2 separate regions of the Homo sapiens genome follow, and region 1 is linked to region 2. Evidence: chromatin loops called from intact Hi-C (ENCODE). Cell type or tissue: heart right ventricle. All regions are shown on one strand. Links, peaks and the distances in the headings refer to the core of each region. The heading gives the core; the rest is flanking DNA.

What was found. Hi-C counts contacts between places; a loop is a spot of excess contacts. Peaks named below come from ENCODE experiments on the same cell type or tissue, not always from the same donor. Only the 100,000 strongest peaks of a DNase experiment are listed, where the experiment ranks them.
Region 1: a loop joins it to region 2, with 2.1 times the contacts of the local background. A loop is called at or near these places in 15 of 110 quality-filtered maps.

What each region holds. Positions count from the first base shown.
Region 1 is chr5:54,738,501-54,746,471 of GRCh38, forward strand. LINC02998 (long intergenic non-protein coding RNA 2998) reads right to left here and starts at 5,758. Exons shown (of 3, transcript NR_104658.1): 1 at 5,359-5,758. RefSeq lists an enhancer at 5,980-6,124 and a cis regulatory region at 6,047-6,057. In heart right ventricle, for the core only: a CTCF peak has its summit at 4,310; a DNase peak (open chromatin) is centred at 6,142; H3K27ac peaks cover 1,774 bases.
Region 2 is chr5:54,841,884-54,849,854 of GRCh38, forward strand. It overlaps the pseudogene CSPG4BP. Among named protein-coding and RNA genes, the nearest start is that of LINC02998, 100 kb to the left of the region's middle. In heart right ventricle, for the core only: a CTCF peak has its summit at 3,443 (motif pointing left); no DNase peak of the experiment used is centred there; H3K4me3 peaks cover 642 bases; H3K27ac peaks cover 550 bases.

The sequences.
Region 1 (7,971 bases), core at 1,813-6,812, 100 kb before region 2:
ATTGTCCTTATTCTCTTCACTGTCCTTTCTCTACCAATCTACTCCACAGGCATCCCTGCATACAACTCCCTCCTGGCAGCCCCATTCTCTACACAAATACTCATGCAAATACACTTCCGAGAGCCAGCCCCACATAACCTGATAGGTCAGTTCTAGATTTCTCTTTGGGTACAGCCAAGATCCCTGCCCACAGATACAACACACAACACACACACAGTCGACTTACCCCACACCACACCAAACATACTATCAGTATCTTCAGTCTTCAACAGCTCTCTCTCTCCTGGCTCCTTCCCACGGCTCCTTCCTGTGTTTCCACGTGTTCAAGTCTCTTTCATCCTGAACTAAACAAACAACTTAGACCTTCCATAGACCTGCCTCCTCTCTACTTCCCCAACTCTCTTTCATTCTTCAAGGACATATATTTTTCTTTTAACCTAATTTGAAAATTTTACTGATGTTAACTGTAGACACATCAGTATTATTTAATGTTTACAGTGAACATATATTCTATTTATAACTAAAAAAAAATCATAGACTCCATGATGGGTTGAATTATGTCTCTCAAAAAAGAAAAGTTCAGGTCCTAACCCCCAGGACTGCACAGTGTGATCCCATCTGGAGATAGGATAATCAGATTAAAAAGAGGTCATCGTGATGGGCTCTAATCCAATAGGACTGTTGTCTTTATAAAAAGGGGAAATGTGGACACAGACGTACGCACAGGGAGAACACCGTGTGAAGATGAAGGCAGAGATTGGGATGATGCTTCCATAAGCCAAGCTACACCCCAAATCATCAGCAAACCACTAGAAGTGAGGGGGGAAGCTTAGAACAAATTTCTCTCTCAAAAATCTGAGATCAAGTCTGACTTGACCTCACACTTCTAGCCTCAAAACTGTGAGACAGCAAGTTTCTGTTATATAAGCCATTCAGTATTTGGTACTTCATTTTGGCAGCCCAGGACACTGATATTGTCTCTGAATCTCCATTCCCAAATTTCAGTGGTGTCCTCCACCCATCTCTCTCCACTGCCTCATCTCCCATGCATGCATCCACTCATCGATACCAGACCTCTGTGGTCATCATTCTGCTGTCATTTTCTCATCTAAGCCACCAATGACCTTGTTGCTAATACTGATGGAACATTCTTCAGCTCTTTCCCAACCCCTCTGCAACATTTTACCTTGTTTCTCTGTCCCTTCTTTCTCTTGTCTTCCATGGCACTGCACTGCCGAATCTTTCTCCTGCTTCTTTGGTTTGCCTTAGTGCCCTTTGGATTTCCCTCCAATTGCCACTTCCTTAAGTGGAAACGTTCCTCGGGGTTCTAGCTCAAGTCCTCTTATCTTGACAGGTTAGCCTATTCTTGAGGATTCTTATCCATTCCTGTTGGCTTTAAGCATCATCTGTCATCAGAATCTCTCATTTAGATTTTTCTCCCGGATTTCAGGCTCCTTCGTGATCAGAGCTCATTTGTTTGATGGAAAAAGAAACCCACTCAAACTAGTATGCGTGAAAGGGGGTTTCTTGGGTGGAATCAGGGTTACTTGACTGCTGTAAATAGCGAGAATTACACACCTCACAAAGGAGGGACAGAAGACTGGAGAACAAAGCCCAACTTTCTCCACATCCCTCCCCCGTGCCACCTACTCCCCATCTTTCAGCAGATTCCAGGGGAGAAACACCCAGGGACTTCCCCTGGGTTCCCTAAGCTTGCCCTCGAAGGAAGTACAAGCTCAGTTACCTGTCTGTAGTCTGGTCTCTGCTTTCCTCCCAACCCTCATCTCTCTGCTCACTCAGTCACTTTCTAGGTGCCAACCACACCAGCTTTCTTCAAATCCCTGGGGGCCTCCAGCGTGCTGGCCTCCAGGCCCTGGGTATGACTCCTTTCATCTTCCTAGAACAAGCCACCTCCCTTTCCACTTGGCTAACTCCAACTCCTCCAGTACATCATAGCGTACATCCACTTCCTTTTGAAAGTGTTCCTGCTCACCTATACTCCGCCGCCACCACAATTCTGAGTTTATTATTCTGGATTTGGGGCTCCCAGCACCCAATGTTTCCCACATCATGCACCCACACTGTGTGGCATTTCCATCTATTCTTCCACGCCCCCCACTGAGCTGAAAAGCTGGAAGCATCTGTGGGACACAGCTGAGCTTGGTAAGGTGTGTTTGTTAAAAATCACAGGAACCTTTGAGCTAGCACAGGCCAGTGTCAACCTCAGTACTACTGACATTTTGGGCGGAATCGTTCTTTTGGGGGAGAGCTGTCTCGTGTGCAGCACAGGATGCCACACAGCACTGTTGGCCTCTACCCACCAGATGCCAGTTACACTCTCCCCTCCCTCAGTCAAGACAAAAAAAAGTCTCCAGATGTTGCCAAGTGTTGCCAAAGTGTTGCCAAAATTGCTCTTGGTTGAGAACCACTGGTTTAGGCTAACAGGGGTGTTTGTCACAGGGATACTGGTGAGAACAAGGGGCTGATGTCGTTAGGGATTCCAGCAAGTGGACTTCCTGTGTTCCCCAGAATCTTGACTTAGGGGCTGAAACAGCTCTGCAAATGGTGTCTGCCTGGAGTGTGGTCTGTGGACTATGAAGAGCAAGGTGCAACCAGCAGGAGCTGATGCCCACGCATCAGGCAGGTCGTGGAGGCCACGCAGGAGAGTTGGGCTTTCTCCTCCTCACATGTTGGATGCAGACAGGAAGCAACATGGTGATATTTGCAATGTAGACAGATGGAGGCAGCAATGTGAGCAGATGTGCAAAGGGTGGAGGTTTAAGACAAGAAGTCTGGACTCTCCATTAGAGGGCTGCAAGATAGGCTGTCACAATGGTGTGAATGAAAAATGTGAGAGCTTCAACTGAGGCAGCAGTTATGCCACCTTCTCCCTCTTAGTATTTGTGGTAATGCTCGGAGAAGTACACTTTTTAACCTTTTTATTTGGTAATTTGTTTCTTCTTGGTAGGAACAAAGACCTGGATACAAGCAAGGAAAATAGGGTACTTAACTAATTTCCTAGGCTACCTTAAAAACTAAGAGAAATGGAAAATTTGATGGAGAAAAGAAACATTGTAATTTGTTTGTCATAAATTACATTGTAATTTAAATGTGAGACATTAGAACAATTTAGTTTTTATTCCTGCCTATATTATTACATACCATTCTTCCTTGTTTTGAAACTCTTAACTAGGTGAGGCAGAGCTAGAAATTGTCTCCTTATATACTTTTCCTGAACAAAGGAATTCCAAATTTTTGCTGGCCTCATAGCTTTTGGAGTAAGGTTTTACAGGTATGATAAGGAGACTAAGTTCTGGCCTGATATAGCAGAAGTGAGGAATGTGATTCTTAGAAGTTTTCCTAAAGGGAGGAAGTGAATTCTTTGTTCTGTTTTGCACTGGCTTGAAGGCAGACATGGTGGCTGGCGCTTCAGTAACTATATTGGGCCATGAGCTGAAAGCACGTGTTGAGGATGTGGCACCGCAAAATAAAGAAGCCCCGCTTCCTGATCCTGCAGAACAAGGGCCAGCAAACTTTTTCTCTAAAGGGCCGAATCTTCAGTTTCGTAGACCCTACAGGTCTCTGTCACCACTAGTCAATTCTGCCATTTGAGAGTGAAAATATCCATGGAAAATATAGAATAAATGAGTTTCTAATGTTCCAATTTGTTTTTCGATAAAACTTTATTTATGGACATTGAAATTTGAATCCCTTATAATTTTCTTTTTTTAAAATTCTATGCAAGGAAACAGTAGAATCTCTCATCATTTTCAGCCATTTAAAAAAGGAATAATAATTCCTAGCTCCAAAGCTATACAAAGACCCTGGGGCCAGATTTGGCATGGGGCATGTTTTGTCCACCCCTGAAATAAATCACCATACAGCCCCAAATTGTTGATCTTTAGGCTTTACCTACAGGAAAGAGACACTTTGGTGTTGCTTCTGCTAGATGGAGTTTGCTCTGATTCAGCAAAACGAATTCCTGACTTATGATTACTAGATGCAGCAGCCCCTGGGGGTGCTCCACCCACACGCAACCCATATCAATTCTTTTCCAGCTCCGTGCACCCTTCCGGGTTTCTGTGGCTTGCTTCCAAGGCTCAAACTTGCAACTCTCTTTTAAGATAACCTTAGGTCCACTGGCACCTGTGGCTGGAAAGTTGGAAGTGCCTGAGAATTTACATGCCCTCTGGGCAGCCCTTCCCTAGAGAACTTCAAAGCCTCGCTGACTTTTGCATCTGGACGAACTCAGACAGAATTTTTACCCTGGAGTTCCCCTGTAGAATCAGGCACAGGCCTCCCTCCTCAGGACTTTGCCTGACATCACACCTTTGTTTGGTTTGCTCCCGGCTCCTGTCCTGTTTTTCCTGCTCTTTCCTGGACTTCCTATGGGAGCACTTCCTTCACAATTCACGTGCACATAGCCCTTGTCAAGGTCTACTTCTGGAAGCTTCAATCTAAGCCATAGTAATCATCCTTGCTCAAGGAGATTTTTCTCCAGACTCCAATAAAACAGAAGAAACAGCAGTCTCCTCTTTACAGAAATAAAAAGGAGTGTTCTAGCTAAAGCCCTTTTTACAGAGCAGCATAATGGGTAAGAGCAGGGGCTCCAGAGTCAGCCTGCTTATAAACAGTCTTTTGGAGCCTCAAGATTCCTCATCTGTAAATTGGAGCTAATGACAATGACAGCACAGGGGTTGTGTTGAGGCTATGTTGAATATCATGGCACTTACACATCCCATCCAGCACACAAGAAACACTCCATAAAAGTTAGTTACTATGAGCATCATTAATATGTTGTCTGAGGCATTTTGACACAACCACTGCTACTTGTAAATTCCAACACAGAATTTTCTTGGTACATAATAGAAAAACAAGTGCTATCTGCTGCTCTGTGAGAAGCTGATGATGAATTACCAAATAAGATTTTCTACTTTGTAGGTATATTTGAATATCAGTATGTCCAATTAATTCAGTATAAATATAAAGGACACATCCTGCTTGAAAATGTCAGCAATAAGTTAGGCAAATGGCTGCATTCTGAAACCAGGCATACCTGGACCATACTCCCAAATATGCTGCTCCTGTAGAGACTTCAGTATTGATTTACCCAATCAGATTGCCAATACTTACCTCCTAAGGTTATTGTGAAGATTAGACAAAACTCTGCATAAAAAACACTTAGCTACTCTTTATTAGGAATTTACTATGTTCCCGGCACTGTGCTATTGTTATCCATGCCCAATTCCCCGGAAGAGAAGTGGAAAGATTCCATACATCACTGGGATACCTTTACCCTGATGACAAAGGCAGCAATGGCACCGACTCCCAGAAGATAATCTTTTAGAAAATAATCACCTGGTTTTTTCCTCGGCCATTAGCCTTCTTGGGTCAGTTTGCTAGAAACCAACCCCCCAACAACAAAGAAACTCCAAGGAAAATGAGCCTCTTCATTGCTGCTGAAAGCAGGGGGAACTGCGTCCTCTTACAGGCTCTTTACTATGGTTGATACAAGTGAGTCTCCATTTTTTAGCTTCAGTACCATCCAGTCAATGCTTTGTAGGAAGAGCTGCATGTCGGAGTGTTAACCCGCCAGTGTTTGTGCATCTCTCTGGGAGCCCTCCTGGCAGAGCCCTCCTCTGCACCAGCACAGAGGTCTGATGTGGGACGGTCAGGCTATCAGAGCTCAAAGAGAAAACAAATCTCTTCTGTATAGGCCAGGAAGGCCTCACCAAGGAGCCTTTTTGCTCTGCTTGGGAGGGAATGGAAAGAAAAAAAGGGAAAACCACACCCTTCGAAGGCCTCAGTAAATATTTGAAGCGTGCCTAGGTTTGGCCAAATGAGAACTCCCCTTATTTAAGTATTTATGAAATGATCAAATAGCAGGATTGTATTTCCATGAGCTAGAGAGTTCTTATTTAGTGACACAGATTTTTTTTTTGTTCAAACTTTTTTCTTTTTTTGCCACATTCAGCAATTGCTATCAGATGCTGAATGTCTGTGGTCACATACTCAGCTTCCTGTTTATAAATGCGCTCTGTTTTCAGTGAGTCAGCAGTTTCTTGTTCTACAGAGAGGTAAAACTGGTGGTGTCAGGGCCGTGGGGGGTTGAATGAGCTTTGTGAATGGCCCAGTGTGTGCTGGGCCTCAGGATTTGTGTGAACAGGTACTCACACTGTCTGTGGCTGTCCATAAGCTGAAATAATTCAGCCCAGTGAGTTTGGTGGTTTCTCATCTGATTCTGTCCAAGCGAAACAAAGCCAGACACTAAAGTGGTAAGGACAGACATTAACCAGTAATAACTATTGCAATAGGGAAGAGTCCAATGTAAACTGAACTCAGCTTCAATTTGTGCAGAGGTGACTGGACTTTTTTTTTTTTTTTTTTTTTGGAGACGGAGTTTTGCTCTTGTCACCCAGGCTGGAGTGCAATGGCACAATCTCGGCTAACTGCAACCTCCACCTCCCAGGCTCAAGTGATTCTCCTGCCTCAGCCTCCTGAGTAGCTGGGATTACAGGTACCTGCCATCACACCCGGCTAATTTTTTGTATTTTTAGTAGAGATGGGTTTTGCCATGTTGGCCAGGCTGGTCTCGAACTCCTGACTTCAGGTGATCCATCCGCCTGGGCCTCCCAAAGTGCTGAGATTACAGGTGTGAGCCACCATGCCTGGCCAGACTAGGCATTTTTAGGGAAGAATGAGGGAATAGGAAGGAGGGCAAACAGAACCAGTAGGGTCAGGGAAGTGAAAAATTACGAAGGGCTGTTCAGTATAAATGCAATCAGACCAGCTGTGCCTGCTAGCTGGCAGTTAGGAAAGTTAGGATTCTATCCTCTCTGAGACTGGGAGACAGAGGTCCTTACCCTTCCTGATGATTACATTCAAAGGAATAGCTTTCAGGGCCTTGAGAAACACACTCCTGGGTTGTAGGAGATACATATACATCTCAAAGGTTACAGAGAACTCAAAATTGCCCTTCTTAGTAAGTGCTCTACGAAAGAGTGGTCAGGCTAGTTCCAGGTGTGGGCTAGAGCAAGCAGTAAATCCCCCTGGGCAGCCTTGAGTTTTCTCAGGCAGGCATCCTTAAGGGGGTAGGAGCATCCTGGGGATGTGGCCTTGAGGTATTGGAAACCTTATTAGCGATTGTGCAAGTGTTTTAGAGCAAGGCTGAGGCCTGGCTGAGAAGAGGGCTCAGAAGAGCCTGACTAGAGTTTGCTCAAGGTCAGAGTCTTTGTCACTGTGAGGCAGCCCAGGGTCTGTCTTTGGCACTTCACTCACTTGCTTTGGTGCTACTGCTTCCTGACCTCGCCTACCAGTCCCGTTGTCAGCTGCAGTGGCCTCCAGCTGCCAGGTGGGCTGGAACTTCAAACGACTGATGTCCTTGAAGAGCCTGGGAGTTCTGGACTTTCCTGCCTCCCCTCCCTTGGCCCCAGCACACACTGCTCCATCTGCCCCTCCTTCCACACCCTCTTGTAAGCCAGCTCCACATCGCCTTTGGAATTCGGTTTTTCCTTCATCTCTTCGTGTGAAAGCCTCCCCTGAGCTCCAGTACCTGGGTTTGGCATTCCCACAACACCAAGCTCTTCTCTCCTGGAGCATTTATTGCACTGTATTTCAGAGAATAGTTAAGCACTGGTTTCCCCCACTAAACTGTAAGCCATAGGAGAGCAGGGACTAGGTGCAATTCAATCAGCAGGTGCTTACTAAGTGCTTGCTGAGGAGTGGATGGGTGGTACCTGTCCTTTGATGCCTCCTCTCAGGACCCTGTTCTTAATGATTGGGAACACAGGCTCTGGGTTTGAATCCCAGCTTTTCCAATTACTCGCTGTGTGACCTTGAGCAAGGTGCTTCACCCCTCTTTGCCTAAGTCATCTCGACTGTCAGGAGGGTAGATGATGATCTCCATCTCACCGGCTGTGAGGGTTAAAGGTGTTGTATGTGTACCTGCTTGGAAGAGAGCCAGGCACAAGG
Region 2 (7,971 bases), core at 1,065-6,064:
AACACAAATATCTTGTTCTTATGGCCTTGCAATGTTTGCTGTGCTGATAGCACACATCTACAATTGTATCTGAGTACTAGTTCCTATTTTCCAATTACATTTAAAATCTATTTACATTGCCTAAACATCTTAATTTAACGATTCATCAAGCATTTATTGAGCATTTACTATCTTCCAGACAATGTTCTGGGTGTTTGCTATACATCCGTAACCAAAAAAAGAGTCCTGTTCTCAGGAGCCTCCATTCCAGCAGGAAGGGACAAAGGGACACAGAGAAGAAACAATGGCATAATAAAGAAATGAATTAAACAATGTGTCAAAAAAAAGTCACAGCACTATGAAAAAAAAGAAAAAATAAAGCAAGATAAGGGGGGCCTCAGGAGTGAGCAAATGTTAAGTATGAGGTTCAGTTTGAGGAAAGACTGGAAGGAGGTGAAGAGGGAGCCAGTGAATATGTAAATATCTAGGGGAGGACCATACAGGCAGAGGAAACAGCCCAAAGGCAGGCCTCATCTGTTGGGAGACTAGGAAATCGGTCAGTTGGAAGGAGCAGAATAAGCAAGATGAAGAGTAAAAGGAGATGAGTTGAAACATAATGAAGGTTGTCATATTGTTCGGGGTCTTGAACGCTACTGTAAAAACTCTGGTTCTTCCTTGAGTGCAATGATGGATCATTGCAGAGTTTTAGGTGAGGAGTGACCTGGTCAGACTCATGTTTTCACAGAATCCTTTGGCTTCTGTATCAGGAATAGACTCTGGGAGGTACAAGGTAGAGGCAGAGAGACCAGTTAGGAGGTGACTACAATAATTCCAGAGAAGGATGACAGAAGAGAGTGGCCCCAGAAGTTGCAGAGGTGGTGGGAAGTGGCCAAATTCTGGGTGTCTGTTGAAGACAAAACCAGCCGAGCTTCTGGCTATTTCAATTTGGCGAGGTGTGAAAGAAGGAAAGGCGGTGAGAATGACTCTATGGTTTGGGCCTCAGAAACGAGGACAGGGTTACCATCAGTTGAGATAAGGAAAGCTGAATGTAGAGTAGATTTGGGGAGTAAGATCAGGAGTTCAGTTTTGAACATGGGTTTAAAATGTTTATATGGACACTGAATCACATTTGATGGAATTTGGCTGTTTTGAGTTTCTCTAATCATGCAGCCACAGGATACTTCACTAACACTAAAGACAAGTAGTTTTGTCACTAACTCAAATTTCACATTTATATCTGTATTTGTATTTATATGTATTTTTCTTACCCACAGAAACACCATGTGCACATACCCATGCATAAGAACTTTATCATCTTCTACGCTTTTTCATAACTTGTTTAAAAATTCAGTCCTAAATGACTTAATAGATGATCTCTCCAGTTAAAGAGAACCATTTCCCTCAGTAGAAAGAGCAGTTTGTGAAATAACTTACTCCAATTAGATGATGGATGGCATCATCTAATAACTAAACAGAACTTGAGACAGGAAACTCAGAAAGTATATAAGATTCCTATGTTTTCATGTCAGGCATAATGGGGCTGGAAGATAATCCATTCTGCTTCCTTCTAATACACCAACTACTGATAACACAGGAAAAAAAACTACTTTGTGAATTATCCTTTAATTTCTTAAAAGTTAACAGATGAGACCATAAAGTAATTATACATAAATAAATACCCACATACTCCACATATATACACATGCGCATGCACACACACACGAACTTACACTGCCAAACCAATGTTTAACTCCTCAAAGTAGTTATGTTGAAAAATAACATGTGCCAATAACAATAGCACTACTTGAAATTCTTTTAAATATTTTCAGGTTGTTCAAGAATGCTTGATTTAGTTTCTGTCCAGTTAAACCACCTGGGTTTGGGTCACTGCTTTGTTGCTTACTAGCTATATAACCTTGGGCACATTTCTTAACCTCTCTCTGCCTTAATTTCCTCATCAGTAAACTAGAAATGATAGAGCTGTTGCACAGACTGAGTGACTTAATATATGAAAAGTGTTTAGAACTGTTTCATCAGGCACATAGTAAGCATTCAATAAATATTAGCTTTATATGACCCATCTTCTTCATCAGATTTGGCTTTGAGGACAGATGTGACTTTTTAGTATTTCCAAAAAGTCACTTAGAGTGTGATTATTGCCATTATTGAGGCTATTCTATAACATGTACTGCAGATTTTGTTTAATCTTCCAGCATTCTTTCATAACTTGGGGTGAATAGTTTATCTGTTTAATAATTGTGTTGTTGATGGACATGCCTATATCTTGCCATTTGAATATGCCTACTGAAGATTTTGCAGCACTAAGCTCTAAGGACATCAGCTTTTAAATAGCTACCAGAAATGCGAATCAATACAACGTTCAAATAATAAGGTTTTGGCCTTCATTTAAACCCACAGAAAGGCTATAATAAAATGCGCAAGTTGGACTGTTTAACAAAATTCCAAGCCCACTCATTCTGGTTTTTCACTTTTTACATTTTTTAATCCATCCACATATCTCATCCTCATTTCTTCTAGAGCTCCAGCTGACTTGGAAATGTGCTGCCATTTCTCTTCTCGTGACTTGTAGAAACAATCATTTTTTCCAAGGCCATACACACCAAGGCTGGACAAAGCATGTTTTCCACTGCAGCTACTCTGCTATGGAACACTGCTTTCCCTCCCTCTCGCCTCTGAAATATACCATCTTCCAAAACAAATGGAAAACCTGCCACTCAAAACAAGATCTAGTAGCCTCAGGTCTCATTTCCACTCAAACCAAATTTAGTTCAATTAACGACCCCATTGCTTCAGGTAAGGCCTGATTTAGTGCCCAGTGCTTGGTAATGGAAACTTCAGGCAGATGAGGAGAAGGAAAACAAAGACCCCCAATTTGAATTCAGATTTTAAAGTGATCCAAAGCCCAAAAAAGAATAGTTCAAAGCATAAATATCAGAAAATAACACAAACCTGGAATAATAATTTTTAAATTGACCTTTAGCTTTAAGAAGAGTTTAGTGGTATTTAGAAACCTAATTGTGATCCCATTTAATCCTAGTTGTAAACTTAATATTTAAAAGCCCAGACCTTTGGAGGCAGAGGTTGCAGTGAGCCGAGATCGTGCCACTGCACTTCAGCCTGGGTGACAGAGCAAGACTTCGTCTCAAAAACAAACAAACAAACAAACAAACAAAAACAACAAAGCCTAGACCTTTGTTGCGTTTCATACGAGGGATGTGAAATGCTCATGAATTCACTCTCCCACTGTTGGTCCCCCGAGAGCTTCAATTGGCATTTCAAACTTTGCTGCCTTAATTCTTCTACTGTGACCAGCTCTCAAAGCTCCTTTTAGTGATGACAAGTATTTCTCAAAAGCAAGCAAATGGTTCTATTTTCAGTATAAAAACAACAAAACAAAATGTATAGTATTACTGAAAGAGGAACTTGAAAAATAGGAAAATGAAGCCCCCTTGTGGACAAAAATATGTTTTATCAGATATGCACAAAATTCACTGATCATATTTGAATACAAAAATACTCAGTAGAATATATTTCAAAGTAAAATGCAAAGGATTCACCCAAGATGGCCTAACTCCAATTCCCAATTCCAGTTTGTTGGGACACAAATGATCTCTTGTACCATTGAATGACCTTGGAGATCAGCTGAAAGAACTGTGGCTTAAGGAAATGTTTTAATTTGTCAGGAGAAAGAAGTGTGTTTTAAATGGTGGGACACAGAGGTTAACATTCTGATTGCTGGCTATGAACTCCCTCCAGAGTCTGAGATGTTATCAGCAACTCTATCCCCCACGCTCCCACCTTCTTCTCCCACTTAGGCTGCAGACAGACTTTCTTGCCACCTCCTCCAGGCCCAGATGACAAGTAGGGAGAGTGAGTCATCATGCAGGATAATCCGAATGTCTTGAGAACATGCTGTTTGAAAAGTCAGAAACAGCACTGAATCTGAAGACTTTATCACATTTGCATTTGCATAACTGCCTTTGCCCCAGACTCTGCCACTAACTTTGTTATTTTGGGCAAATCGCTTAACCTCTTGATCTTTAATTCCACCTTCTTAAAATTGGAATAAGAGCAATACTCTCTTTATCTGCTTCACCAGGTCCTTGAGCTTCTTCGCTAACTATGAAGGAAGAAGTGAGAGAACACTGTGGTGCCAAACTCAAACTCGCATTCTAGCTCTGCCACTTGCTGTCCACCAGCAGCCCTTCTGCTTTGGACCTTGGAGAAGTGTCAAAGCCTCTCTGCATTGCAGATTTCTCATCTTTAAAATAAAAATCATATCCCAGAGAGTTGTTGAAGATTCACTGGGTAAATGTAAAGCGCATAGAACAATGCCAGGCACTGTAAGTACTATGTAAGTAATAACTATCATTAGGACCATGTAATGGACCATGTAAATGGTTGTTATTATTACTGTTTGATATGCTCTGAAATATAGAAATAAGAAACATCATCATCTGAAATAATCTCCTAAGTTTAAAACTTTGCCTGGAAAGAAGTAACTGGTAACCATAGCTTTGGAGAAACTATGTTATTGAAAACTGCATTCTCGTGGCTCTACTATGTTGATAAAATGCATATGCTATATCTATTAGCTTTCACAAAAAAGTAAACACACCTGATGTGTGAAAATTATTTAATAATGTTAAAGGTTATCAATTTATGAGAACACTCTGCAATTGATCAATACACACAGTCTTTCCAGAAAGTTTCTATGCTCATTTGCCATTGTTATTACACATTCTAGTGGATAAAAGAGATACCACACTCCAATAAAAAATGAGGGGCAGATATTAAAAGGATGTTTTAAGGAATCGCCACACTGACTTCCACAATGGTTGAACTAGTTTACAGTCCCACCAACAGTGTAAAAGTGTTCCTATTTCTCCACATCCTCTCCAGCACCTGTTGTTTCCTGACTTTTTAATGATCGCCATTCTAACTGGTGTGAGATGGTATCTCATTGTGGTTTTGATTTGCATTTCTCTGATGGCCAGTGATGGTGAGCATTCCTCAAGGATCTAGAACTAGAAATACCATTTGACCCAGCCATCCCATTACTGGGTATATATCCAAAGGACTATAAATCTTGCTGCTATAAAGACACATGCGCACGTATGTTTATTGCGGCACTATTCACAATAGCAAAGACTTGGAACCAACCCAAATGTCCAACAATGATAGACTGGATTAAGAAAATGTGGCACATATACACCATGGGATACCATGCAGCCATAAAAAATGATGAGTTCATGTCCTTTGTAGGGACATGGATGAAATTGGAAATCATCATTCTCAGTAAACTATCGCAAGAACAAAAAACCAAACACCGCATATTCTCACTCATAGGTGGGAATTGAACAGTGAGAACACATGGACAAAGGAAGGGGAACATCACACTCTGGGGACTGTTGTGGAGTGGGGGTAGGGGGGAGGGATAGCATTGGGAGATATACCTAATGCTAGATGACGAGTTAGTGGGTGCAGCGCACCAGCATGGCACATGTATACATATGTAACTAACCTGCACATTGTGCACATGTACCCTAAAACTTAAAGTATAATAATAATAATAATAATAATAATAATAAAAGGATGTCTTAAATGTCATAAATTGCCTACACAGGCTATCAAAATCAGCAAGGCCAATTCCTGGATGCCTCTTGGCTCTTTTTCATCAAGTCTAAATTATGTTGACATTGTTAATAGCCATTGTGATTAAATCATAAAATTTCAGTGCACAAGACTTCATCATTCTAAAATCCTGACAGCAATTTCATTCACATTATACTGTAGACACAAGGAAAGCAACACTGTGATTATACACCCTAATCTACATCCCTTTTTCTTGGAATATTTAAAATTTCATAATGTGTTATTTTTCTTCCTTCATAACTTTGGGCCACAACAGCAGTATATAAAGTGGATCAGTCAGGTTTGCAGACAGTGTGGCTGGTACTTCCATCCCAACCTCCTTTCCTGCTGAAACGAACAAGGCAGAGGCGCAGGGTCAAGGGCAGTCAGGGTTAACCAGCAGGCAGGGCTGGGACCTTGAGGAGTCACAAGGAGACTTCAAAGCTGAGGGCAACAAACCTGACTCCCCACCTAGAACACAGAGCCCTCTTACGTGTGGTAATGTATCCTGATAAAGCGGGACTTGGGGCTTGTTATAGGCTGTGTCAACTCTAGCACTACTCTATAGTACCAGTTTCTAGTGTCCTGGTGGATAGAAGTTCTAGTAGATGAACTTCTGGGACTTGACTCAATCCCATAAACATTATTATCCCAGATTATCCCAGAAACAGGTGGAGTGATGAAAAAATGTGTGATTCATATCTACAAAAGAATCTAGCTTTGCTAGGTCAGTAGCTTACAATGTTTTTTCATTAATACCAAAACTAAAGAATACATTTTTCAAAGCAACCTAGTATGCATATATATATTCTTATGTGTGTGTGTTTAAAACTCTATATATATGAAGCAAAATTTTCACAAAAAACAATATTTACCCTCATTATACACAACACATTCTGATACTACCCATTCTATTTAATTTTTTAAAAAATTGGTTCTGACTCAATTAATTTCACAGCCCACGCCACAGGTTGCAAGTGGGGGCTCTGGGCAAAGACATCCTGGCCACAAGACCCGCCCGCTCTTCTAACCATATGACTTTGGTCAAGTAACTTAACCTTTCTGTGCCCCAAGTCTGTTGCAGTCTTCATTTTATTTCAAGAGTCATTGAGAGAATTAAACGAGAAATCATTTAATCATTTATGTGATACTTTTAGAACTGAGCCTGAGTCTTAGCAGGGGGTCAATAAGTGCTGGCCTGCTTCCCTGTCATTATCTCTGAAAGGCCTGTGGAACAAAACTGTCTGGCGCTGGGGGGTCCTTATGCCCAGAAATCAACTCTCACCATGGAGAGATATCTATTCACTCTCCTCCTCCCTCCATCTGCTCCAGTCACATGAGCTTTCCATGTCGTCAAACACGCTCCAGACTCACTGTCTTTGCCCTTAATCATTCTTCTGCCTCGAGTGCTCTTCCCTCTAACATGCCTATGGCTCCTCACTTCCCAGTCTAATCACCCTCCCCCAGCTTCCCACCTTTACTCAGAAAAGAGTTCACCTCACAGGCTGAAGGTTGCCTGTCCTGAGAAAGCCCTGCTCAGAAGGTTGGCACTGCACTGGTATCTGGGAACTCGGCTATTAAACAGTTTCCCATGCTAATATAAAACTTCCCCTAAATTATAAGGGAGGCTTGCTGTGTCTAAATTGCTTGTATAAATAATGTGATTTATGCTGGACACCTGCTTCCTTCTGGGGGCCAGGGATTTGGGTACATACTAAGCAGAGGGTGTCTACCTGACTGGCTCCCAGTAAAAATCCTGGGCACTCAGTATCTCATGAGCTTCCCTTGTATCAACACTTTGCATGTGTCATGACAACTCGTTGCTGGAGGCATTAAGTGCATCCTAGGTGACTTTCCTGGAAAAGGACTCTTGGAGCTTGACCCAGTTTCCTCTGGACTTCACCCCATGTGCTGGTTCCCTTTGCTGATTTTGCTTCACATTTTTTACTGTAATAAATCTTAGCCATGAGTATGCTAAATCCTATGAGTCCTTGCAAATCAGTGGGGGAGATCTTCGGAGCCACCCACACACAAGCCTCCATGCAAATATCACCACCTTGAACAGACCTTCCCGGACCACCGTCTCTGTAGCATCGGTATTCTTTAATCACAATCATTCTCTATCTCCTCAACTGCTTTACTGAAGAGTAGAGCAGATCTCATTCCATTTATAAAATAATTGTATTGTCTTCCCTACCGAACATAAACTCCATGAAGGCATTAGGCACTCAGTATTTGTTGAGCCTCCATAATGTGCCAGATACCATGCCAGGCACTGAGGACACCACAGGGAAAAGACAGATAAAACTCCTTCCAAATGGAGCTTACATTTATGGG